5 separate regions of the Homo sapiens genome follow, and regions 1, 3, 4 and 5 are each linked to region 2. The links are chromatin loops, found by intact Hi-C in ENCODE. Cell type or tissue: A673. All regions are shown on one strand.

Evidence for each region. A loop is a pair of places that touch in the nucleus more often than their neighbours do. Peaks named below come from ENCODE experiments on the same cell type or tissue, not always from the same donor. Only the 100,000 strongest peaks of a DNase experiment are listed, where the experiment ranks them.
Region 1: a loop joins it to region 2, with 5 times the contacts of the local background. A loop is called at or near these places in 21 of 110 quality-filtered maps.
Region 3: it touches region 2 in a loop (8-fold over the local background); 21 of 110 quality-filtered maps call a loop at or near these places.
Region 4: it touches region 2 in a loop (4-fold over the local background); 8 of 110 quality-filtered maps call a loop at or near these places.
Region 5: a loop joins it to region 2, with 4 times the contacts of the local background. A loop is called at or near these places in 23 of 110 quality-filtered maps.

What each region holds. Positions count from the first base shown.
Region 1 is chr12:54,205,001-54,210,000 of GRCh38, forward strand. No RefSeq gene overlaps it. Among named protein-coding and RNA genes, the nearest start is that of SMUG1, 19 kb to the left of the region's middle. In A673, a CTCF peak has its summit at 2,977 (motif pointing left); a DNase peak (open chromatin) is centred at 2,981.
Region 2 is chr12:53,982,757-53,987,756 of GRCh38, forward strand. HOXC10 (homeobox C10) reads left to right here and starts at 2,390. Exons shown (of 2, transcript NM_017409.4): 1 at 2,390-3,254. The coding sequence starts at 2,504. It overlaps HOXC-AS3 (HOXC cluster antisense RNA 3), which reads right to left and starts at 2,763. Exons shown (of 3, transcript NR_047506.1): 1 at 2,720-2,763; 2 at 2,208-2,327; 3 at 1,195-1,398. RefSeq lists an enhancer at 3,174-4,054 and a silencer at 3,539-3,588. In A673, a CTCF peak has its summit at 2,266; DNase peaks (open chromatin) are centred at 2,285, 2,865 and 3,525; H3K4me3 peaks cover 2,554 bases; H3K27ac peaks cover 3,852 bases.
Region 3 is chr12:54,211,915-54,216,914 of GRCh38, forward strand. No RefSeq gene overlaps it. Among named protein-coding and RNA genes, the nearest start is that of MIR3198-2, 17 kb to the right of the region's middle. RefSeq lists a silencer at 4,086-4,271. In A673, a CTCF peak has its summit at 3,013 (motif pointing right); DNase peaks (open chromatin) are centred at 2,957 and 4,747; H3K4me3 peaks cover 609 bases; H3K27ac peaks cover 178 bases.
Region 4 is chr12:53,699,368-53,704,367 of GRCh38, forward strand. No RefSeq gene overlaps it. Among named protein-coding and RNA genes, the nearest start is that of CALCOCO1, 26 kb to the right of the region's middle. RefSeq lists an enhancer at 2,418-2,712. In A673, a CTCF peak has its summit at 2,590 (motif pointing right); a DNase peak (open chromatin) is centred at 2,624.
Region 5 is chr12:53,765,597-53,770,596 of GRCh38, forward strand. All of the region lies in intron 1 of LOC105378250 (a long non-coding RNA gene), which reads left to right. Among named protein-coding and RNA genes, the nearest start is that of CISTR, 16 kb to the left of the region's middle. In A673, a CTCF peak has its summit at 2,278; a DNase peak (open chromatin) is centred at 2,285.

The DNA of each region.
Region 1 (5,000 bases), 220 kb after region 2:
TTCAGCTTCCTTCCCACAGTGGGGATAGTAAGCGCCTGTCTGGGGTCTAAATGAACGCCACTCAGTGCCTAGCACTATAAAAACTCAAGCACAGTGGCTTCCCCCAAACTGCAGCCTGACAGAGCAGGAAGGGCCCTGGGTGCCCCCTTAGCCTTCTGGAGGGGTTGTAGGAGGTCCGCCAGCCTTCTGCCTCCACTACCCATCACCTGGCTGCCCATTAGAATCAGGCAGGGCTCAGGGGACCAAATGCTAGGTCCTGACCCCAGGACCTCAGAGCAGTTAGATCAGAGGGGTCGAGGAATCAGAATTGTAATGCTCCCAGGTGCTTCTAAGTCATCTCCTGAGAACTCCTGGCTTAGCCTCATGCTGTCATATTTCAAAGTACAGAAATGAGGCCAGGAGAGGCAGAGAGAGCAACCTGCCCAGCTCACCATCTACAGACCAGAACCCCCATGTGCAGGAGGGGGTTAGTTAGAGAGGGCAGGGAGGCATCTCACTCCTCCTCCATGCCTCCTCAGCTCCTGACTCCAGAAAAGGTCTGTCTGGCCTTTCCTCTCTGTCTGGTGCTGCTGGGACCTCCCTCCCACTCTGGCCCATGGACAGAGCCCTCCTCTTTCAGTCACCCAGACCTGAGGTGGGCTCAAGCTCTCATGGCCATCAGAGCACCTCACACATAGGCAGTGCTCAGTAGGCATTTATGGGATGAACAACTATCGGGTCTCCACCCAGGGGGCAGGAACTTTCCTAAAGTACCCAGGAAAAGGCTAGGAAGAGAGCTGCTTGCTCCTATTTTCTCCAGTCTGAGTCCCAGCTGAGAGCTGAGATACCGTCATTCCCTCAGCCACCTGAGCCCCATCTGGGGCCAGGAGAGCTGCAGGACCCAGCTCTGCACGCCTGCTCTGTGGTGTGGTTGCCCTGGTAAGCAACTTGACGAGCAGCTCGTTCTCCAGGTAAATGTGAGGCCAGCAGACCTCCCAGAAGGACAGACAGTATCATCGGCATGAAAAGACCAAGGGTTGTGAACACTCCACTACACTCCCAGCTGAAGGCCAGGGGAGAGATTAATCTGAATGCTGCCACTGAATGCAGGGGGGAGGTTCTAGAGGCCCCCATCCAGTCTGGCTCCTGCAGAAGGTCCATTCCCACAGCCTGGATGAGCCCCACTTTCCTGTTCTAGGACCTCTCAGACAGGGAGGTCCCCTCTGTCAGCCTCTGGGTGTTGTCTGTCCTAAAGGTCTCCTGCTGAAGAAAGCCAGGCTCAGGTCATGGGAAGGTCGGATTGAGCTGGAGAAAGGGATAGTGAGCTGGCCATGCAACTGGTCAATGACCATTCAAAATCACACCTGTGACTCTGAGTCCTGGAGGGCTGGGAACAGAGTCAACCAGAGAACAGAGATGAGATGAAATGCCAGGGCTGGGAGAGTAGAGACAGCAAGAAGCAGAGGAGGTGGGGAGGAAGGAGGGAGAACCCCAGACAAACAGGATGAGGCCAACAAAAGGAGTGCAGCCTGCTCCCAGGTGCCTCAATGGTGGTGGCGCACCCCTGTAGTCCCAGCTACTCGGGAGGCTGAGGCAGTAGAATCACTTGAACCCGGGAGGCGGAGGTTGCAGTGAGCTGAGGTCACGCCACTGCACTCCAGCCTGGGCGACAGAGCGAGACTCTGTCTCAAAAAAAAAAAAAAAAAAGAAAGAAAGAAAAAAGAAAAAAGAAAAAAAAGAGGGAAAGGAAAAAGGAAATGCAGCATCTCAGGCCCTGCCGCCAGACCTACTGAGTCAGAATCTACATTTTGACAAATCCTAAGGTGATGTAAAGTTTCAGAGCACCAGACCAGTGGATGATTAAGTGCATGGGTTTAACATAGAGCCCCCCAGAGCTCTGATAGAGGCCTGGTCCTTCTGCTTACTAGCTGAGCTTCTGTTCATTCATCTGCAAAGTGGAGATAAAACATATGCCACAGGGTTATTGTGAGCAGCCAAGATCAAATGAGAAGTGCTGGGCACATGCTGAGCATTCCACAAGCAGCCAGAGGTGGTTACTGGGGGTATGGCTAGCACCATCACATGGGATCCATCCTGCTTAGTACTCGTCACTGGGTTGGGATGGCCTGGTTGCCTGCTGGCTGTGCAGTCTTGGACAAGGTCCTCCACCTTTCTGTGCCTCAATTTCCTCATGGGTACAATGAGAATAGCTAGAGTGCCTCCCTTGAAAGATCGATGCGGGATTAAGTGATTAAATGATCTGATGCGTGACAACGACTACATGTGGTCTACAAAGGTTGGCCACAATAGTAATCACAGCAGCTTTCACTATCATTACAAGAGCCCCAATCTCCAGACACCTGGATTCTAGGGAAGGTAGTGAATATCCTTCATTCAGCTGGTCAGTTGGGCCATGAGGAAGAGGCTGGTGCAGAGACAGGGAAGCCAGAGAAGGGGAGGACAAGGCCTCTTCCAGGAGTTAGCCCCAGCAGTGGAGGTGGGGGGAAGCAGGCACTTGTTCTGAGACCTGGGTTTCTGTGTGGTACAGCAGACACACCCACTTCTCATCAACTCAGAGATGCACACCAGTAAGAATGGTGCAGTAACCGTCTGAAAGCTCGGCCATGAGCTCACCGTGCAAGCCTGAACAAGCACGTTGCCCTCCCTGGGCTCGGTCTCCCCAGCTGAAGATAAGGGGATTGGCCCATTAGACAATCTCTGAGTCCTTTGGGGCCACAGGACGCTGATTTGGTGGTCCTGGTACATTCTAAAACACACAACTGCCCCTGTACATGTCACAACATGGGTAACAAGGCAAGACACCCCTTCCCCACCTCATCCTCACACACGGAAGCACGGGAGCAGGAGCGAAGCATCTGGGAATTAACCTAGACACAAAACCACTGGGCCCTTCCCATCGCCCTCCTCGGCCTTCAGCAGGGCCAGGTGAGCGCACACCCCTTCCTGGAGGTCACAGTCTGGGCATCTGCTTCCCTCTGCTGGCCAGAGAAGGGATGGCAGCCTGGTCTGCAAAGCTAGACTTGGGGGCCTGGCCTGGTGGGAGGTGGGATGTCCAGCATTCATCCTGTCCTTAGAGTCGCACCACCAGCCGCCTCCTGGACCTAAGTGAAGGCTGTGAAAAGGAATAAGTAGAGGAAAGCCCACCAGCTGACCCAGATCTCTCTGCAGGGAAGAGAAACCGGAATAAACAGACACACTAATATTTATTACATTAACAGACAATTAGATCGCATTTAATATGACTCAGGCACTGTCCTAAGTGCTTTACAGATCTTACCTCATCTAGCCTCTGAGATAGGTGCCGCATTATTCCTCATTTTACAGATGAGGGGGAATAAGATAGAGGAGCCCCAAAGTTACGCAGCCAACAGATTCAAGTGGGTGCTGCGCCACCTCCCAGAGAGGAAGGGGCCAAGAGAGACCAGGTAGGGGTGGAGACACTTAGACACAGCTACAGAAACATGACAGAAGTCTCTAGAAGAGCAGAGGAAGATGGGGGGAGAAGTGGGAGCAAAGGAGGTGGGGGAAGGGGAAAAGAGAGGGCAGCAGGATGGCTGGGAAGAGGGAGGGAAGGGAGGTGGGCTCCCTTTTGACCCCAGGCCCCAAAGATGCTATCAGGCCAGACCCACCGGAAAATCCTTCCTAGATCCCTCCACATTCCAGCTCTGCTGGGCTGGTTTTACAGCCTCATGGTGCAGCCGGACACTGTTTATGGCAGCTCCATTCTCTGCCCCTTGTCTCCAGGCCCCAAAGGCATCTGGCCAGGCTGGGGGAGGCTTGTGGAGGCAGGGGTCCCCCGCCCAGCTTCCCAGCCCCTCCTTTGAACCCTGCTGGGTGCCAGAAGGAGGGGGCTGCCTGGGCACCACAAGGGCCCCTTCCAGGCTCCTTACATCGAGCCTGGGAGGGAGGGGGCCGACTCCCCCAGGCATGGGCCACCTCGAAAGGACCACTGAATCCCACCTCTGCCAGTTCCTGGCTGCGTGATCTTGGGCACATGATTTAGCATGATTTGACCTTCCTCAGCCTCAGTTTACTCTTCTGTAAATTGGACATAATAGTTCCTCATGGTTATTTTGAGAATTTGACATATATATATATAATAATTTTTTTTTCAGATGGAGTCTCGCTTTTTTGCCCAGGCTGGAGTGCAGTGGCCCAATCTTGGCTCACTGCAACCTCCGCCTGCTGGGTTCAAGTGATTCTCCTGCCTCAGCCTCCCGAGTAGCTTGGATTACAGGTGCGCGCCACCACGCCCAGCTAATTATTGTGTTTTTTAGTAGAGACAGGGTTTTGCCATGTTGGCCAGCCTAGTCTCGAACTCCTGACCTCAAGTGATCGGCCGGCATCGGCCTGCCAAAGTGCTGGAATTGATTACAGTAGTGAGCCACTGCGCCTGGCCATAGAATGCCTGTGTTCTAAGGAAAGGATGAATGGAAGAAGAGAGATGAAGGGAAGATCCTAAGAAGGGCTTAGCAGGGATGCAGGGCAGGGTTAGCTCAGGGGAAAGGAGCAAGAGAAAATAGAAGACACCTCCTTTCCAGCGGTGTCCTAGCCTGATAAATACTGGGGAGGGGGAGGACATGGAGATGGAGGAATATCTGGGATGCCCCTAGAGACATACAGAAAGGAGGGCCAGGCCGGGCGCGGTGGCTCACGCCTGTAATCCCAGCACTTTGGGAGGCTGAGGTGGGTGGATCAAGAGGTCAGGAGATCGAGACCATCTTGGCTAATATGGTGAAACCCCGTCTCTACTAAAAAAATACAAAAAATTAGCCAGGCATGGTGGCGGGCACCTGTAGTCCCAGCTACTCAGGAGGCTGAGGCAGGAGAATGACCTGAACCTGGGAGGCGGAGCTTGCAGTGAGCCGAGATCGCGCCACTGCACTCCAGCCTGGGCGACAGTGCGAGACTCCATCTCAAAAAAAAAAAAAAAAAAAGAGAAAGAAAGAAAAAGAAAAAGAAAGGACGGCCACCAGGGATGGGAGGAAGATGCCCTCCAC
Region 2 (5,000 bases):
TGGGTGGTGGGACCCCTGAGGCCGATGGGTCTGCTCCCTGTCTGCTGGTTCCCCAGGCTACGCCTTGGGGCTTGTCTGAAGTTTATCTCCTTCACCCTTTCCTGCCGACTCCTTCACCCCCTCCCAGGCTGGGCTCAAACCCTTTGCGGCTCTTCCCTGGAAACCTTTCTCTGATCCCAGCCTGTCCTGGCTGGCCTGGGCAGAGGCTCGGGTAGCACTGTCCTGGCCCCCAGCTACTAACACCCAGAGAAAAAAAAAAAGAAAAGGCTGAGGTGGCCAAGGGCCACTTGGCCGTGGGGAAAAGGACCCACCAGACTCCAAAGTGGGGGGTAAGGGTAGGGAACTGGGACGCTAAATTCCTGGGAAAAGCACACCAGGCAGGAAAATAAAGGAGACGTGAAAGAGGGGGGAGGGAACCCCCAAAGCCATATAATTCTCAATTGCTTTGGTATTTAATTTCATCGTCCCATAAATGAGGAAATATCAGTTCCCATACTAAATTTTTATCCCTGGCTGATAAATATGACGGGAAATTTTCGTTGGGTCCTCGTAAAAGGGAACGGTTTCGATCAAACTGGTGGGGAAAGACTAATGCAGATAATACAAACAGAGTGGCCATAAAGTCTCGCCCGTTTCCCGCGGGATGGGCGGTGGGACAAATGGCTCCCTGGATTGACTGCTGCCCGGACTGTCCCAAGTCTGGGGCCTAAACAGCCTAACCTTGCCCTGGATAACCCCCATGCTGAGGCCACGGTGACCCTGCATATGAAAACACAAAACCATTTCAAATCTCCCCTGGCCGGTCCTGCAAGCAAATCATACACTCCACATTTCCTTCCAGTTTTCCGGAGGTTCAGGAACCCCTGCGTCTTCTCTCTCCACCCCTGGATGGGGAAATTCGGCGGATTTCTTTCTGCGGTCTTCTAGCCGCAGCGGGCTTGGGCCTCCTTAGAAACGGTCTAGCCTCCTCACTCCTCCACTCCAGGGCGCTGGGCTCCAGTCCTTTCCCCGCCAAACTCCAGCCCTTCGGAAAGTCTGAACCCTAGGCTCTGTCCAAGGAAAAATGTGGGGCGACAGGAAAGACAAGTTGTTCTCCAGATTCCGTTTCCTGAGGAAGGGGTGGAGAGTTTAGTTCGCTTTGGAAGAAGGCGATGGAGAAACGGAAATAACTGTTTGAAACATACGGTTCCCCTTATTTCTTCCTTTTATTTAAAAACAACCACAAAAATAGACTGGTCTGTCTTCTTTCAAACATGCTCCCAGCCCGTGCGCTCTGTAAAGGACGCTTCTCTGGGTCGGGTTTTGTTGCGTCTTGTGTGCTGGTTTCCCGTGTGATACGTGACTCCTCCAAACTGACCGAGGCTCCGCAGGTTCCCTCTTTCTTTCCCGGAATATTCCCTGTTTTAGCGGGGGCAAGGTCAAGCGGAAAGCGAGGACCGCCAGGGCCTGAAGTAAAGCAGCAGAACCGGCTCCAAGGCCAAAGCCTTGTGGGCCCCTGAGATGGTGACCCAGGAGCCGCCCACCCTGCCAGGCCCAGGCCACAGCTCTCGGGTCGGGGATCGGGTGCCTCTGGTCTCTGGCTTCCTCTTTCCCCTACCCCGCGTCCATTCGGAACCTCCTTTTCCGAGCAGCCATGAAGTGACCGTGACCCCCTCCCTGGCCCACCCTAGAGGCTGGAGATTCCCAGTCAACCCCCACAGGAAACTTGCAACTCCAGCGCCGCGGCCCCCAAGCTTCCAGCCCCGAGGGCCAAGCCCGGGGAAAAGAGGAGGCGGGAGAGCAGAAACTTTAGTCCTGTTTGGTATTCCTTAACTTTTTTTCCCCTTTCTCTGCTCATCAGATCCCCCCAAACCCCCCCCCCCACAAACCTCACCCCACTCCCATCCCCAAGGTAAGAAGTGGGAGTCGGGTCCGGGGATATGGAAAGGGGAGATGAAGAGTGGGGAGAAGTACCTGATTCGTGTCTCGACCTTTTAATTTGAATTTGACTGTTTTGAGCCCCGGGTTGCCTCGCTCTCTCCCTCTCTCCCGCATTTCCCCCCTCTCCGCCCCCTTCTCCCCAGGAGTTACAGGCTGGTTACTGGATAAACAAACCCCACTCTTCCTAGAACCCCCACCCCCACCCCCACCCCCCTCCACCCCTCTACCTCCCCTGCCGCCCGGGGGGCGCTTCCTTTGTTCGCGGGGAAGGGCTCCGGTGCCCCTACCCCGAGGCAGCTGCTAGATGGCGCTGTTACTCCACTCTGCGCGCTCCGCCTGCCGACAACTTGACCCCGCTGACGTCACGGCCGTCTGAATCATCAAGGCCATTTTCAAATCCCATTGGTCTAGCCGTCACATGGTGAGAACCGAATGCGCGGATAATTACGGAGCTGATATTTCCCCCCCTCCCCTTCTTTTTCCTCCCTCCCCTCCAACCGCGCCCCCCCTCCCGGATGGGGAAAAAAAAAGATGTCAGCTCCTCCGCTGTAGTATTGCTCCTTAAAAACCCCTCTCTCTGAAAATGACATGCCCTCGCAATGTAACTCCGAACTCGTACGCGGAGCCCTTGGCTGCGCCCGGCGGAGGAGAGCGCTATAGCCGGAGCGCAGGCATGTATATGCAGTCTGGGAGTGACTTCAATTGCGGGGTGATGAGGGGCTGCGGGCTCGCGCCCTCGCTCTCCAAGAGGGACGAGGGCAGCAGCCCCAGCCTCGCCCTCAACACCTATCCGTCCTACCTCTCGCAGCTGGACTCCTGGGGCGACCCCAAAGCCGCCTATCGCCTGGAACAACCTGTTGGCAGGCCGCTGTCCTCCTGCTCCTACCCACCTAGTGTCAAGGAGGAGAATGTCTGCTGCATGTACAGCGCAGAGAAGCGGGCGAAAAGTGGCCCCGAGGCAGCTCTCTACTCCCACCCCTTGCCGGAGTCCTGCCTTGGGGAGCACGAGGTACCCGTGCCCAGCTACTACCGCGCCAGCCCGAGCTACTCCGCGCTGGACAAGACGCCCCACTGTTCTGGGGCCAACGACTTCGAAGCCCCTTTCGAGCAGCGGGCCAGTCTCAACCCGCGCGCCGAACATCTGGAATCGCCTCAGCTGGGGGGCAAAGTGAGTTTCCCTGAGACCCCCAAGTCCGACAGCCAGACCCCCAGCCCCAATGAAATCAAGACGGAGCAGAGCCTGGCGGGCCCTAAAGGGAGCCCCTCGGAGAGCGAAAAGGAGAGGGCCAAAGCTGCCGACTCCAGCCCAGACACCTCGGATAACGAAGCGAAAGGTAAGGCCGCCTGGGCCGCGGGCGCCACTGGGACGTTCCGGCACTTGGTCTTCGCGGCCGGGGAGGGGGGCAGGGGAGAGGGTTGGGCCCAGGAGGCCCCAGACCATTTCGGGAATGCGACCCTGGCTTTCGACTAGCGTCCGCTGAGCTCCAGGCTGGTGGCGCGTCACTTAGCTGGGGAAGGTAAGCGGCGACGTGGAGGTGTCGGCCCTGCCCCGGCCATGGGTGCTAAGGCGGGGGCGGTGCGCACCGCGGGCCGCCTGCAGGCGCAGTGTGCTGCACCGGACGGGTGGCTGCTCCCAGGCGCGTGCTGGCTGTGGTTTGCTTTCTCAATGCTGGTGTCCTGGGGAGCTGACGTCCCCCAGCTCAGGTCAGGGGCTTGCAAAAAGCCTAAAATGGCGATCTTGGGCCAGGGACTAGGGAAGGCTGGGGAGATGGGGGGAGTTCTCTTTACTGCGTTTTCCCAGTTGAAAATTGTTTCCTGCGAAACGCGATTTGTTGTTTGTGGGTCTGATTTGTGCGTGCGGCTTGGGCTCCTGCGGCTTTTGGCTCGGCCGGGGGCCTTGGGCAGCGAGGCTGGAGCCGGAAGAGGTGGAGGTGAAGGGCTGCCCGCCACGTCCCTCCCTCCTCCAGATGCCTGGCTTGGATGGCGTTGGAACAGGGCATTTGGAATGTTGTAAGTTTTCTGTTTCCTCTTTTAATTTTTTCTTTTCCATTTTTTTCTAGTTAAATTATCTTTTTTCATTGGTTTCCAAAAGCAGCTTACAAATGAGTGGTTGGGAAATTTCTGTGTGCGTGGCAAGAGGTTTTCTCCTGAAAGGGAATGTGGCTTTGGTTGGATTTCACTGTAATTTTGGTTGAGAGAAAGCCCAGCCAGAGTTCAAGCTCAGGGTTCAAGATTCATTTCTGCTGTAGGAGCTGGGGGCCTTCGGGATCTTTCTCTGATACTTGGGGAAAGAATGTGGAGGAAACGGGAGCAGGGGAGGAAAAGCTGAGGGGAACGACTTTTCCTGAAAAGTTGTAGCAAGAGCCTCAGAAAAAGGCCCAACCAACGGGGAAGAATAAACCTGCTCCCCACAACACCGGCTACTGGTGACAGTATATAAGGGGCTCATTGGGTGTAGAGGAAGATGAAATACTGAGAGCGGAGCAGGCTGGGGGCGGCCTGGATCTCCTGGTGCTTTGTATATGGATGCGACGCACACGCATGCCTACGGGCGACCTGTGCCACACTCACGCACATCCATATTGCATGATCCTTGCACACTCACGCATGCCCGCTCACACATGCACAGGCACTCTTTTGGCGGGCAAGGGCAGAGCCTCATCCCCTTGGGTCTGCAAAGGTGGTCTTGGTAAATCATCCCCATAGAGACACTGACTGGAAGATGAGCGCTGGTGTGTTCATGAGGATAAGGGGGAGAGTGAGGCGCCTACAGCCTCAAAGCCTTTCGTTTGGCACGTGTGCAGTGTGAAGGTTTAATCTTATACCCTCTCTACAGACCCTGAGCTTGGTTAGGGAGCAGATTTGGGGCAGGAAAACCTGCATTCTAGCCCCCACCAAAAGCAAAGTCAAGGTTAACAAGTTCACCTCTTAACTCGACCTGCACCCATTCCCATAGGCTCTCCCTTTCCTCTAGCTGTCCCCACAGCAACCTAATCCCTCCCACCCCAAGGAATCCCTCTTACCCTGTACCCTCTCTGTGCCCTTCTTTCCTCTCCTCCTGTTTTGATGTCTCCACCAGG
Region 3 (5,000 bases), 230 kb after region 2:
GGAGACGTCTGGCACATTTAGGAATTGCTTCTGTCTCAGTCTCACCCTGGTACACACACATGCACACTCACACACATTGACACACACACTCACACACATTCAGGCACTCACACACTCGCACACTCACACACATTCATACACTCACATACACTCACACCACACACGCACACACATTCACACACTCACACATATTCACACACACCATACACTCACACACTCACACTCACACACACACCACACGCTCACACACACATACACACACGCACACATACACACACTCGCACACACACTCACAAGAGCACGTTCTCTTCACTTTCATCTCCATGTACATGTCTCTGCCTCCATGTTCTCCATCCTTCTGAACTCTGGAAGTCAAGAGGGGAAGGATGAAATTGATGTCTGCCTTTGCAAAAGGATCCAGGTAGATCCCATTCTGTTCCTAATCTCTAAGCATGGGTGTGAGGGTGAGGGGAGAGATGGAGCCCATAAATCCTCTGAAATCTTCCTAGGACCAAGAGAAGGTCCATATATTGCCAGACCTTAAAACCATAAGTTGCTCCACCACTGTCGTCCCCCACCCCCAACCACATAATTACTATTCATAGTGCACAACTGGGTGATTAATGACCTGATTAATAATTACTCAGGCTAATAAAATAATTAATTAATTTGGCAAGCCATTATTTATCTGTTCATCCTCAGCCTGAAACTCTACAACTAGGAGTTTAGGAATCTCCCCTCCAGGCTGTTTCAGAAATATGATCATTAGTGTGGGCTGGGAAGGATGGGGGATGAAATTCTCCATCCTGAGACCCTCCCAAGGTAGGAAAGGGCCCGAGGGCTTTCTGAGAATGCAGACCGGAAAGAATGAAACAAAAATGACCAGGTAACCTCAAGCCCAGGAAAAGAGCTGACCAGGGAGGCCAGGGACATTGGGATAGGGGAGCATAACAGGGAGCTTGAGGGGGTGCATCTGAGCACCCAGGTTTGGGGAATTCTTAGATGTATTCTCTCCAGCAAATGATTGATGACACCATTTTCAACAAATGATCTTTATCTCGCCTCTTGTCTCCCAAATTTATGATTTTGCCCCCAAGCCCCAGGCTAGACAAGCAAGGACTAGGTAAATTCTGGGGTGGGGAGGCTGACTTGGAGTAGGGCCCAAGAATCAGTGGGGAATCTTTGGGACTCTGCAGAGGGGAGAAGTCTCCCCTACCATCAGTTTCTGAGCTCTTAAGAAATAAACCTCTGAATCAGACTTCAATTTAGGTCCCCAGAACCCAGAGGCTCTGGAGTACCTGCCCCCTAGCAGGGAAGGGAGCAAATAGCAAGGAGAAAGAAAGGATGACTGATCTCCTAGGAAGTGAGGAGGGAAGCAGAGGCTCACCCCAGGAGTGAGGGAATGAGAAAACTGGCTTGTCTAGTCAGTTTGTGAACAGGCAGAGGCATCTCTGCCATGTTCTAGGCCCGGGGCAGACATGAGACACGACTTCTCCCAATCTGGGGCTGAGGCACCAGTGGGTCCTTGGCCAAGCAGCTCTAGATTGGATTCCCAGTATGTACTAGGATGGATAAGAATCAGACTCGGACCTAGTGATGCTCAAGTTCTAGTGGAGCTGGGGGGAACCGATTTGTGAATAGATAATGCCCCAGGATAAATGCCATAAAAAGGAGGCGAGTACAAAGTCCATGGGGGCACAGAAACATGCTTCCTGGGGGTGTTAGAGAAAAGAATGCCCAGCAAGGGGATATTTGAACTAGGCCTTGAGGAATGAGTAGAAATTTACCAAATAGAGATCAAAATCCAGGATGTGATTAGCTGGGCACAGTGGAGCACGTATGTAGTCCCAGCTGCTAGGAAGGCTGAGGCAGGAGGATGGCTTGAGACCCAGAGGCTGAGGCTGCAAGTGAGCTGAGATCGCACCACTGCACTCCAGCCTGAGTGACAGATCAAGACCCTGTCAAAAAAAGAAACAAAGAAAGAGCAGGATGTGTTTGGAGAATTTCGAGTAGGCAAAGAAGTGATCTGATGAGATCAGAGGCTTAGATTTGGCCAAACATAAAAGATGGAGATGGGCTAAGAAGGAGTCTGGACCTTTTCTCCTAGGCAATGGGGATCTACTGGAGATTAAAGTAAAAGAGTGACCTACACTGATTTGTGTTTTTTGTTATTGCTTTCGTTTTGTTTTGTTTCAGACAGAGTCTGGCTCTGTCACCCAGGCTGGAGTGCAATGGTGCCATCTCGGCTCACTGCAACCTCTGCCTCTCGGGTTCAAGCGATTCTCCTGCCTCAGCCTCCCGAGTAGCTGGGATTACAGGGGCACGCCACCACACCAGGCTAATTTTTGTATTTTTAATAGAGACGGGGTTTTGCCATGTTGACAGGCTGGTCTCGTACTCCTGACCTCAAGTGATCCACCCACTTCGGCCTCCCAGAGTGCTGGGATTACAGGCGTGAACCACCGCGCCCGGCCAATTTGTGTTTTAGAAAGATAATTTTGGTAAGTGGAGAGGAGAGACAGTAGGCAGGGGGTCCAATGAGAAGGCTGGAACATGCCCAAGCTAAGACATCCTGAAGGACTGACAGGCTGGGACCAGGCAGTGGCCAGGCAGCTGGGAGCAGGCAGGTTGAATTTTAAACCTCCATAATCTGGATATAAAGATACCCTAAGCGTGACGCTGCTGGGGATTCTTCTCATCACCCTCCCCGGTCGAGCGTGAGTGTGGAGCTGGGCAGGCAACCTGGTACTTGGATTCACCTTTTGAAGGATGGAGAGGAGCTCCCTTCTCCACAAGGAGTTGAAGGGTGGAGGAGTTAGAGCCAGGCCTGGCTGGGAGTTCTGGCGTCCAGGATGCAGGAGGCTTCAGCAGAAGAGGCGTGGCCAACAGCCCCTGAATTAGCAGAACCCCGCCCATTTTGTGGGCACTGAAGACAGGCAGCGCGATAGTGTCCTTGTTGGCCAGCAGAGGGCGCAATAGGAGGCGGGCCGCACCCGAAGATGGCTATAGCGCTGTGCCCGAGCCAGCCTGGGCGCCCTCTGCCGGGCAGCCCCGACTCGGGGCTCCCACAGCGGGGTCTTCGGTCCCGTGTTTCTGCGCCAGGGTCCAGGCCCACTGGCCTGTACCCAGAATCCTCCAGGGAACTGGGATCCCGCCCTGGAGAATCGGATCCTGGGTCTAGGATAGCCAGTTCTGGGGACCACCCCTCGCATTCTTGGGTTCCCTCTCTGGCATCTGACAGCTAGCTCTCCCTAGCTGGCCCCCCCGCCTACCATCTCCAGCTTTTGCTTGATTGCCTCCAAAGACGCGGACCTAGCCCCTCCAAGAGATTCAACCTGTGTGAATGTGGGTGTACCCACCCCTGTGCACACGGGTGTCTGCATGGCTTGGACTCCCACAGCCTGCATTTGCATAAAACAAAATGCTTTCCCTTTGGTTATTTCAGGCACATAGTCCTTTAAATAGCGTAAGAAGGCCAGGCACGGTGGCTCACGCCTGTAATCCCACCATTTTGGGAGCCCGGTGCGGGTAGATTACCTGAGGTCAGGAGTTTGAGACCAGCCTGGCCAACATGGTGAAACCCCTGTCTCTACTAAAAATAAAAAAATTGGCTGCGCGTGGTGGCACGCACCTGTAATCCCAGTTACTTGGGAGGCTGAGGCAGGAGGATCGCTTGAACCTGGGAGGCAGAGGTTGCAGTGAGCCGAGACCGTGCCATTGCACTCCAGCCTGGACGACAAGAGCAAAACTCTGTCTCAAAAAAAAAAAAAAAAAAAAAAAGCCTAAGAAGTGAGCAAGACAGAAGTACCCATTTCACGGATCAGGACATGGGGCTTCAAACCGAGGTCACACAGCTAGGACAGTGCATGATTTAAAGCCAGGCCTCCACCCAAAACTTTATTTGGTGTCCCTACTATGTGCTAATCAAGGTGTGGTTCCTGCTCACCCAGGTCACCCAGAGAAACAAAGTAGAAGAGCCATAGGATTTCTGACCAGGCTGGCGAGAACAGGGCAAGCTTCCCAGAGGAGCCTTTTCTAGGGTTGCAGGGAGGACATTTCAGGAGCGGCCCTGAATGCGCCAAAGCTAGGGGATGGGACTGGCGAGTTGCCACGGGAGCCCACGTGAGGGTCTTCGAGGAGGTCTGCGCCACCCGGGTGCAACCCGAGGCTACGGTTCATCCAAACACACCTCGCCCCATCCGGCTGGGGAAGGACTTCCTGCAAGCCCTGAGTGGGGGTGTGTGGCGGGACCACCCAGGTGTCCATCCAGGTGGGCAGTGAGCGTGAGAGCACCTGGTCAGGAACCTCCCACCTCTCGGGCCCTGCAGCCGCTTCCGTGGGGGAAGGGCAGCCGACTTCACCTAAGCTTCCACCTACTGCATCTAACCCTTAACTGTATCTCCCGCCCCCACCACCCCTGACGGGTTCCCATTATAAGAGGGTTTCAGATAACTCACCTCCCACCCCGGGAACGACGTCATCACCCCTTCACCCTCTGCCACCACGTCTGACTCCAACGGGGAAGTCCTTCCTGGTGTCTGACCACCCTTCCTCCTGCTGCAGCTTCAGCTAAACCTAACAACTTCTGACCTCACAGGAGAAAGGGGCTGCCTTAACTTTCCTTCTCTGAGCTAAACAATCCAAATCTCCAGCCCCTTTTCCACGCTCACATCCCATTTTCCCGTTCTAACAAAGCTTTCCTTTAGGGGCCTGGATCTTCCGTTTTTCCCGCCTTCCGACGTCAGATCAATCCATGACAGCTTTCTGATTGGCTAACCCCTCCCTTCTAATTGCCCCTGTCACTTCAGAACCTCCCCTGCTGTATCAATATGTAAGTCCCACAGATGGCCTCAGTTTCCCTGGTAGGGAGTTGAGCCGCCTCTTGGCACCCTCTTGCTTTGGGAGGAGGGGTGTCCTGCTCAACTCACCCGAGTCATCTCTTCCCTGCCCAAGCTTCTGAACAGGACACTGCCACATTGTCATTCATCTGAAAAGCATTT
Region 4 (5,000 bases), 280 kb before region 2:
AAGTCTGTCTGGTAAGAGCTTAAGAATTTTGAGAGAAATTTTACTAGAAATATTTATCTCGTGGTGATTGGGTCTAGGTAGTCGGGTAGTTACTATCATTGCTGGGATCTACCTCTCCCTAATCATTTAGTGAACATTTATTAAGCATCTACTATGTGTCTTCTTTTGATTGACCCCACCCTCCCCTTTCTCCACTTCCCCTACTGAGATGGGTACCTAATAGAGTTCTCAGGTCCTGGGCAGGGGTAGAGGCCCAGGAGAAAAGGAAGGTGTGGAGGTGAGAGCCCCCCATAGCCTGCACAGTGCCCAGAGGCGGCTGCAGCGGTGGCTCCAGATTTATAGCTGCCCCGGTACTGATGCAATAAAAGGAAACGATCCTTTTCTGTACTAATTTCTGTGTAATTAGATCTCTCCTGGCATGGAAAGTGGGGAGTGGGGGTGGCCAGGAGGGGAGGGTGCCAAGGACTCTTCACAGAGTCCTCCTTGGGAGGAGGGACTGCTGGACACACATGGCTTCACGTGGGGCTGGTTGGACAAATGGATCTGCACACACTGTGATGCACACAGGAAAGCAAGGAGGTGGAGGAGTCTTGATATGTCAACACACTTGTGTGCAGGATGGGGACAGACAAACCTGGGATCCTGCACAAAGATCCTGGAGCCAGAAGAACTAACTCCCGGGTAGTCTGTACACACAGAAGATATTGAAATCCTCAGAGGAGCTGCATACAGATTTCCCTGTACTAAGCTAGACACCAAGACCCCAGACCCTTGTTCAGAGAGGCTTGAACAGCAGAGAATTCCTTCAGATTCATCCACATTTACATCCACAGATACAAAACAATATATACATACACTTGCAGGAATACATATACATACATACACTTACTTGCATGAAAGCACATACACACCTCTCTTAATCAAATGCAAAAATTACAAAGTCTACACTTAATAGGAACTCAGCAAATGTTTGTTCCCTCTTCCCATCCTCATTGCCTGCCCACCTCCTATAGGCAGGAAACTAAAGGATAAAAAAAGCTCTTTCCTTAAGTAAGGTTTTCTTTAAAATACTTGAAGATGGATACTATGAAGCCAAGACAAAGATGAATCAGACAAAATCAAGAAAAACGTGGGGATGGTTAGTGGGGGAATGATTCTGGACTCTTTCCTCTCTTTTGGGAGAACAAAATCTCAGAGAGGAAAAGAACACCATTGTTATTATTACTACGCCCTTACCCCGACTCATGGTGACAAACAGTTACTATGGGTATGGCAGTAATGCCGTTTGGAGCGACACTTCTACCGAGCTAAGTATTCATCATGCACTTGAGTGTGTTTGTGGAGGAAGCTCAGAAGGCCTCTTATCCAATCTCCCTCTGCAGCCTGAATCTCTTTCACAGTCAGCCTGCTGGGGAGCCAGCCAGCTTCAGCTTCAGTACTCCTGCTAAAATGGAGCTCTTAATAAGCAGTCTGCCCCTATCGATGGACAGCTGCAGGGATTAAAATATTCTTTGGTGCAATTGAAATCTGTTTTCTTTTAAATTTCAGAATATACTATTTCTAACTACCTGTCATATCTCCTTGAGTTATTCTAATGTTTGAATACCAGTTCAATCTAAGCATTAATTGTCCCTCTACATTAGCAATAACAATTAGATACCCATTGGGAAAATCAGGAGATTTTGATCTCCACAGATGACTGTCATGTACTTATCTTAAACCCTTGTTCTAATGGGTAATTCCTGATTAACCTGAGTAATGAAAATGTATCACAAGAAAGAAAGATTTGTCATGCCTTGTTATCACTTCATAAGGCCATCTTTCTAGATACCTGCCATAACATCAGGATATTTCCATCCCAATAAAACATGATCATGATGTGCTTGGCTAATAAAAAGGAAAAAAGCCGTGTGTTAAAAATATGTTTAAAATGATTTGCATGAGTGGTGTAAATATAAACCACCACCATCATCATTGTCAACATTATCCCCAGTTTATTTGCCTTTTGAAATCCCTGCCTGACCTTGAGGGTGGGAGGTTGATAAAGGAAGAGGGAGGCAGAAAATTAGCATCTATTAAATGCTTATTATTGCTAGGCACTGTGCTAAACACTCACAATAACCCTCTAAGATAGGTATTATTATGCTCTTACAGATGAGGAAATTGGGCTCAAAGAAGTTCAGGAACTTGCTCTAGGTCATACAGTTAGTAATCACAGGATCAAGATTTCAACCCAGGTAAGTGTAATTCCAAAGTCTGCACTCTTTCCCCTACACCTGGACTGGTTACATTTACTTTGACCTCAGCAGTGCCTCACTGAGTGGATCTATGCTGCTACTGATGTGACACTGGTCAGGAGACATGCTGGGCTCAATGATCCTTCCTAGACACCCAGAGTCCCAGAGGGGAGCCAGAAGTTCTGAACCTGACCTTTGGGGCTTCTGTGTTCAGTCACATTACTGCCTTCACCCAGGAGTGCCCACACGTAATCATGGGCACCGTCATTGTTGTGTGCAGTGTCACATCCAACACGCATTTGGACTCACACAGGCTGGCTACACCTTCCCATCTCCCAGGCGGTGGTGTGTGCAGCCAGCAGGGGTCGCCGGCACACCAGGAATTACCACTTTCTGGGTTTGTCTCCTGGCCCAACAGGATGGAAATGTTCCTCTTCCTGTGTTCTTCTAAAATCTTACATTAATCCCTTGCCTTCCCCGCCTTTCCCTCCTATCTCCTCCTATCCCCACAGAGCCAGTAGGTTTCTTACGACAAGCTGGGTAGTAGTAGCCCAGTAAGTAACACCCTAAGCTGCTGAACCCCAACCTAGACCAGAGATCAGGGATTCTGGCAGCCAGTTCTGCTTCAGGAATGGCCAGGGAGCTAAGAAGCCTGGAACACCCAAGCTTCTGGATCAGCCTTGGCTGGGGAGGACTCTCCCTCCTCTCAGTGCTTCCTCCAACTCATCTCAGCATCTGCCACTGTACCTGTCTTGACCATTCTTTCCTGTCTCAACGTCCATGTAAGCATCTGTCTCAGGATCTTCGGACCCTCAAGGCCCTGTAGCTCCCTCATCTTGGGAGGGCCTAAGAATGCAGGAGGAGGCAAATCTCTAGTGATCTGTGGCCAGGGGTTTCAGAGGAGAAATCATGGTTTGGGTAATACAGGGGAGGGATCCAGGTACCCTGCCTCACAACAGTAAGTGGGGGCCAGTCATTTGCTATCTGTAGGAAAGGAGTCCAGACACTGTCTGTGGAGGTAGCTGTGTCTGCCTTTTGGGAGGGACATCTCTTTTCTGCACCTCGTCTCTCCCCTGCTATAGCAACAGTGCCTCAGCTTTTCCATCCCCCCATCTCTCTGTTGACCCCCTCCCCTCAACTCCTGGAGCCCACTGATTGGCGGCTGCCTGCTGCAGGGCCAGCTAGGTTTATGGCTTTGCGGCAGCTGGGGAGAAAACGAGGCCAGAGACAGAAAAATGGAAACCTATCAAGAAATCAAGGATGGTGAGAGTAAGAGAAAGAGAGTCAGAGATAGAAGCAGAAAGACTCCAAGAATAATAGAAACAAAAAATCAAAATGATGAGAGGCACAGACTGAAGCGGAGACAGATACAAAGAAAATTGTAGAGATACTGATAAAAGATGATGAAAAGGTGATAGGGATGGGGAGAAGAGGGAGAGAAAAGCACAGACAAAACCATTAGGATAAATCCTGGGAGTAGGGATGTGCATGGCTTTCTAGGGGGACAGGAGTTGCTGGTAGTAGGTAGAGGCTGAGGCTGTCATTTAGGGACTCCCAGAAATCATTTGGTGGTACAGAAGAGGCTGGAGGATCTTGCAGCCAGTCCCAGTTCTCTCCACACCTGTTCCATGTCCATTTCCACACCCTCCTCCTGGAGTTGTTTTTGTTTGTTTTAAGACAGAGTCTCTTTCAGGCTAGAGTGCAGTGGCATGATCAGGGCTCACTGCAGCCTCGACCTTCCAGGTTTTAAGTGATCCTCCTGCCTCAAGCCTCCTAAGTAGCTGGGACTACAGACATGCACCACCATGCCTGGCTAATTTTTATATCTGTGGTAGAGATGGGGTTTCACCATGTTGCCTAGGCTGGTCTCGAACTCCTGACCTCAAGTGACCCACCTGCCTTGGCCTCCCAAAGTGCTGGGATTACAGGTGTAAGCCATTGCGCCCTGCCTCCCTCCTGGAGTTTTAAGGCTATTGCAGGTCCTCCTTAAGGATGACCCATGACCTAGTATGGAAGGATCTTGTTCCATGTTCCATGAAATGCAAGGGAAAACTGAGGTCTGAGATTTGGGAGGAATTTTAATATTAGAGCTACCCTTTTTTGAGCATGAAATAACTTGCAAGGTTGTTAGTTCTCTGTCATGGCATCTCATTTGACACATATCGCTTTTACCTTATATTACGGTTATTTCTCTGTATTGTCTTTTTGCTAATATATAAGCTCCTTAACAGCAAGATCTGTGTCAGCCCTTCTTTGTGGCTCCCACAGTGCCTTGTTCTTATTAAGTGAACCAATGAATGGCCCCTGGAGATGTTTAAGCAGAGGTTGGATGACTACCAACGAGAGATGTGGTCCAGGGAATTTCTTTACTGAATGAGTAACTGGAAATATATCTCTAAGAGCATTTTTGGTTTTGAGGTTCTGTGAGCCCATACATATGAACCGGGCTTTCCTGGTTCTTTCCCTACTTCTCCAAATATGCAGAGGTAAGAGGAAAAGTGGGAAACTCAAGATTACCAAGTACCTACCATGTGCCAGGCTTTGTACAAGGCATTTTACACATCTGATCTCATTCAATCTTCTCAATAACAGGCAGGTGTTAGCCACAGTTTGCAAAGAGGGCTTAAGATAGATGAAGTTTATATAGGGACATAAAGCCTGGGTGATTTCCATAATACCATGTTTCTTATAATTCGAAAGATTTACATAGTTTTAGAAAGGAGGAAAGGCAAAGAGGGAGTTGAGAAATGAAAGAAACAGGGA
Region 5 (5,000 bases), 220 kb before region 2:
TAGCTTTCTTTCCAACCTTTTAGGGAAGCCATCTCAGCTTTACTTCTCTTTCCCTACGGAGAAGTAACACATTCATTGGTACTGAAATTGTTTCTTTCTATTTTCCTTTTCAGCACAGACCAAGACTGAGAATTATTATTATTATATTTTGGTATTTAGATTTGTATTAGAATCTGTAGTAAACATTTAACTGGATAAGTGCAGTTAAGCGAACTGGATTTACTGGTTCAAAGCATATGTAGAGTTTATTTATTTATTTATTTTTGTTTTTGATGGGAGGCATGGAAGGAAGGCCTAAGTGAGGTTTGATTTATTGGCTCATAGCAAAGCTTCTCACCACCATGAAGATGTAGACTGAACTGATGTTTCCCAGGGAAACCAAATCCCCATATGGAGCAATTACCCCCTCTTCCACGAAGGTTTCTCAGACTGACCTGAGGTGCAGGGAAGATACTCCCTAATCTTGCCAACACTGGAAAATGAAGCCCTTCCCACTCATATCTTCTGTCAACTATGATGTCATCTGGGATCTTGGCATGCCCTTGCCTCTGATATAAACACTTTTCTGTGTATTTCTGATTGAGGATTATACGTTTCAGTCCATGGTTTACATATCTTTTACTTATTTTGAGGAGTGGGGAAGTAGCCACAAAATCTCTTAAATGTAAGCTCCCAAAGAGGGGAATTCTTTATTTGCCACCATTTGTCTTGCATTGTGTGTGAGTGTGTGGTGATTTGGTGGTCGTTGTGGTGGTAATAATTTAGGGAAAAAAGACATTGCTTTTGCTCGAATTCCTTTGCAAAAGGAATCATTTTGGTGCTTGAATTTTCTAATTTGGAATTTGTCTTTGTATTCACTTACACTTAGTTGAAATCTGATTTTCAGTAGTTTGAATCCAGCCTTTGTCACTTAGAAACTTTCAGTGGTATTCACTTGAGGGAAACATCAAACCATATAGAGGTCATCCAATTTCTCACTGTAGACCCAATCCAAACTAAACAGAATGCATCTGTGAACTTATTTATAGACAGTACAGGACAAATGGTAGTAAACAGAGAAAATTCTCTTTCCTAGGAGCTTACAATATAAAAGTACTTCATGGACACTTCCCCATCCTCCCAAAACAAATGAAAGTCCTATTCTAAACAATATTCAACCATTTGATCATTGGAGCACCCCTCCTTTCTGCAGTCTAAGCTGAGATTTCTTTATTGCAGTTTGAGTATCACACCAGGTTGCCTAAAGCCAAAGTATTAGGTGACTTATTTTCACAATTAACTAAAGCAATGAAAGTAATAAAACTGTATTGTTTGTCAATTTGGTCATTGGACTTCAAGGGGATGACACTGGAGCCAATAGTGTCACAGATAACGTCCTTAGTCCCAGCCAGTTTGGGTTACTTCCTTTGCATTTTCACTTTGTGGTGTGGAAGAGACTTGGACCTGCATTCTTGTTTCATTATCTCTGTTGTCACCACATTGGGCTGTAGATCATGGGGTGCTTCCTTGGCTGTGGCCAGTTAACTCTATACCTCAGGCTTCAGCTGGGGAAGAAGAGGCAAGCTGAAAGTGTCATCAGGCAAGAGCTGTGCTACTTCGCTGCACCTAACCATCTACCACTGCTACCCTCTTCTCTAACCAGGCGTCTTCCCAGTGCAAAGTTCTAGGCCAGTGAGTTATGCCATTCTGTCCTAAAACCTCCTGTGCAAGAGACCCATATTCACTGCCAACCAATCCAAAGGAACGGGGAGCAGAGGAGGTCAGTCTGATGGAGAAGGCTGGACACATAATCAAGGCACAGACACTGGCAGTGCAGCAAGGAAACAAGTTAGGAGCAAATGGACAGAACTCTGGACAGTAATGAGGGGACGAGAGCAGGCAAAGAGGGCATAGCAGAGAGGTCAGATATCTGTAGGTGTGGTTAGATATGCTTCCTGAAGGAGAGTCTTGTTGAACAGTTTGGAAAAAGGGTGTTCTAGGCAGAGAGGGACTGTCCATGTGATGGTTGAGGTGATGATAGCAAGATGTTCGTATATGGGGAAAGATTGGTCCTGTTCAAGCAAAGAGCCACAGAAAAGGTTAATAATAAGAGTAACGGTTAGGGGAACAATGAAAAGAAAGATCTGGAAATACAATCTTAAAAGTTTGGATTTAACAGAGAGCAGAAAACTGCAGGTCTGGTAGGGAGAAGGTGTAGGGTGTGTGTGTGTGTGTGTGTGTGTGTGTGTGTGTGTGTTGCTTTCAATCCTTGAAGAACGTGTCATTTTCCAGAAGGAGGGTAGAGGGCACTCACACTTCAGTTATCTGCTGCAATGCAGCAATCATGGTGAATGTGATTTAGGGCTGTAGCCTGCTTTAAAGAAGGGCAGCACTCGGCCGGGCGTGGTGGCTCACGCCTGTAATCCCAGCACTTTGGGAGGCCGAGGCGGGTGGATCATGAGGTCAGAAGATCGAGACCATCCTGGCTAACAAGGTGAAACCCCGTCTCTACTAAAAATACAAAAAATTAGCCGGGCGCGGTGGCGGGCGCCTGTAGTCCCAGCTACTCGGGAGGCTGAGGCAGGAGAATGGCGTGAACCCGGGAAGCAGAGCTTGCAGTGAGCCGAGATTGCGCCACTGCAGTCCGCAGTCCGGCCTGGGCGACAGAGCGAGACTCCGTCTCAAAAAAAAAAAAAAAAAAAAAAAGAAGGGCAGCACTCTCTGATGGTTGCTGGGGTGAATCTGAGTGAGATCTGTGAGGATCTCATTGTTTAGAGTTACCAACGTTAAAGGCCAGGAGGGTGGATCAGGGAGTATAGCAGGAGGCTGGGATGCAGTCTTTGCCAACTGTAGGAATCTACTAGATAGAGTTCTGGTGGGAAAAATGGCATGTCAGCTAGGTTGAATTCAGGCCTTGGAAAATATATATCTGAAACCAGTGATTTCAGCTGAGATTCCTTAGGTTTAATCCAAATTTTCATGCAACGCCCCCGAATAAAATAAGGATGCTTTGAGGCTGCTTTGCCAATCCCCTTGTCTTTGGCCATATCTGGGGCTTTCTTCCCTTGGAAACTGAAATGGAAAAGTAATTTATCTTCTTCATGGATTTTCCTATACTGATAGCATGTTGAGAAAACTCATTATTTCTTATCTCAAGTTCATATTCTTTAATAACCTTAAAAAAGAACGAGGCAATCTAAAAATAGAAAGGCTAAGAGATCAGTGTTGATGCCGGATATCCATTGGTCTTTATGATTATTTCCATGAATGATTAATAAATATTAGAAATGCTCTAGTTGTCATGAGCTCAGAGCTAGACATGGACATGGGGCACACTAATACCTGTTTTTGATATTCTGCTAAGTAAGGCCTCTGGCTGTCAAGAACAACCAAACCAGACCGAGCAACCTCACGTAGCTCAAGTCCTTCTCCCCAGTATCACCATGAATTGTTAGCTCTGGAATGGGGTTAATCATATTTTAGAATGACTGACAAGCTGACATTTTTCTGGTACTGGGTTCTCCTGAGTTAAGGATCAGGGATTGCCATTCTCTGGCAAGCATCCCCCCACAGTCTGCTTCTGATTGGCAGCCAAGTCTGGGGAGCAAATGGCCAAGTGAATTAGAAAGCTTAAAAGATGTTTTGTTAAACCATCCTCATTAAACTGGCACCGTCTGCCTTCCTACTCTCCTTTGTCCCAGTTGGGGCTGTTCTTCGTGACAGATGTTTCCTAACGGTGTGTGCTGGTAGCATCTGGAATCCTTAGGTGACTGCTGAGGTTTGGGAAGGCCAAATCTGGAGGTATGTAGATTGTCAGGGAAATTGCAACCATTTTCCTGCCATTGGGCTACCATAAAAAAAAAATACCCGCTTCCCTTCCCACCACCCCATTTTCCTTTGGCCAGTGAAAATCAAGCTTTCATTTCCTTCTCTAGCACTTCCTAACCTGCACTGAAGATGGTTTTTTTCCTCTCAAGAATGAGGTAGTGAGTAGACAAGATTTGGAATATGATGAAAGAACAGTGTGATGGAAGAAGTCTCAGAGGGGTTACTTATGTTTGGCATCTAGAGATCTTTTATCCTGTATTTTCCACTAAAAATCAAGCAAAAGCCAATGGGTTAAAGTTGTGGGAGTAGGAATTATAATTAGATGTAAAATTGTGTCTATGAACTATTGGAATAGTTACAGGGATGCTTTGGAATCTCCTTTCTTGGCATCTAAAAAGATTGTCTGGAGAATTTTGGCACCTGATTGGATTAGAATTTTAGCAGGAAATGGTTAAGATGGAACTTTCAGATTTAATGATTTCTCTGCTTCCAGCTCTGGCCTATCAGTGTCTATGTGGGAGGAAAGAGAAGACATTGGCAGGGGATGACCTGGGCATAAGGGTAAGAACTGGTTCAAATCCTCTTTTAATAGCCATGCCCTTAGACTCCTTGTTCTTTGTGGAGACTGGGTGCCACAGTAGGAAGAACATGGGCTTTGACTTCATGAAGAACCATGTTCAAATTCTAACTCTTCTTTTTACTGGCTATATGATCTTGAAAAAGTTATTTAACCTCTCTTCATCTTCAAGATCAAAGAATAATACTTCTGTCATGGAGTAAATAGGGGTTAAATGAAATAGCATATGAACCTTGCTTGCAGCTCAACACATTCTGGTTCCTTTCACCCCTCTTTCCACGTAACTCTAATTCTTGCACATAATTCTATCCCTGGCATGCCATTTGACAGATATTTTGCTCTGTCTCCAGCCTCTGCACATCTTCCCCAATGCTTCTTAGCATTCAAGCCTAGAGCTCTGATTTATTAATTTGTGTTAGTCCCACAAAATGGCAATAACAGTATGTACTTTTTATAACCATACTAACATGAGTCAAGGTTGTGGTTTCATTCCAGGCATTTTTACTTGCTGACAATTTTGGTTGTAAATCAGAGACAAAGGAGTTCTATCTTCCCACCCACCTCTCTGATCTAGAGTTCTTGATTCAGGGCTAGATCATCTGGATAGGATTTCCTT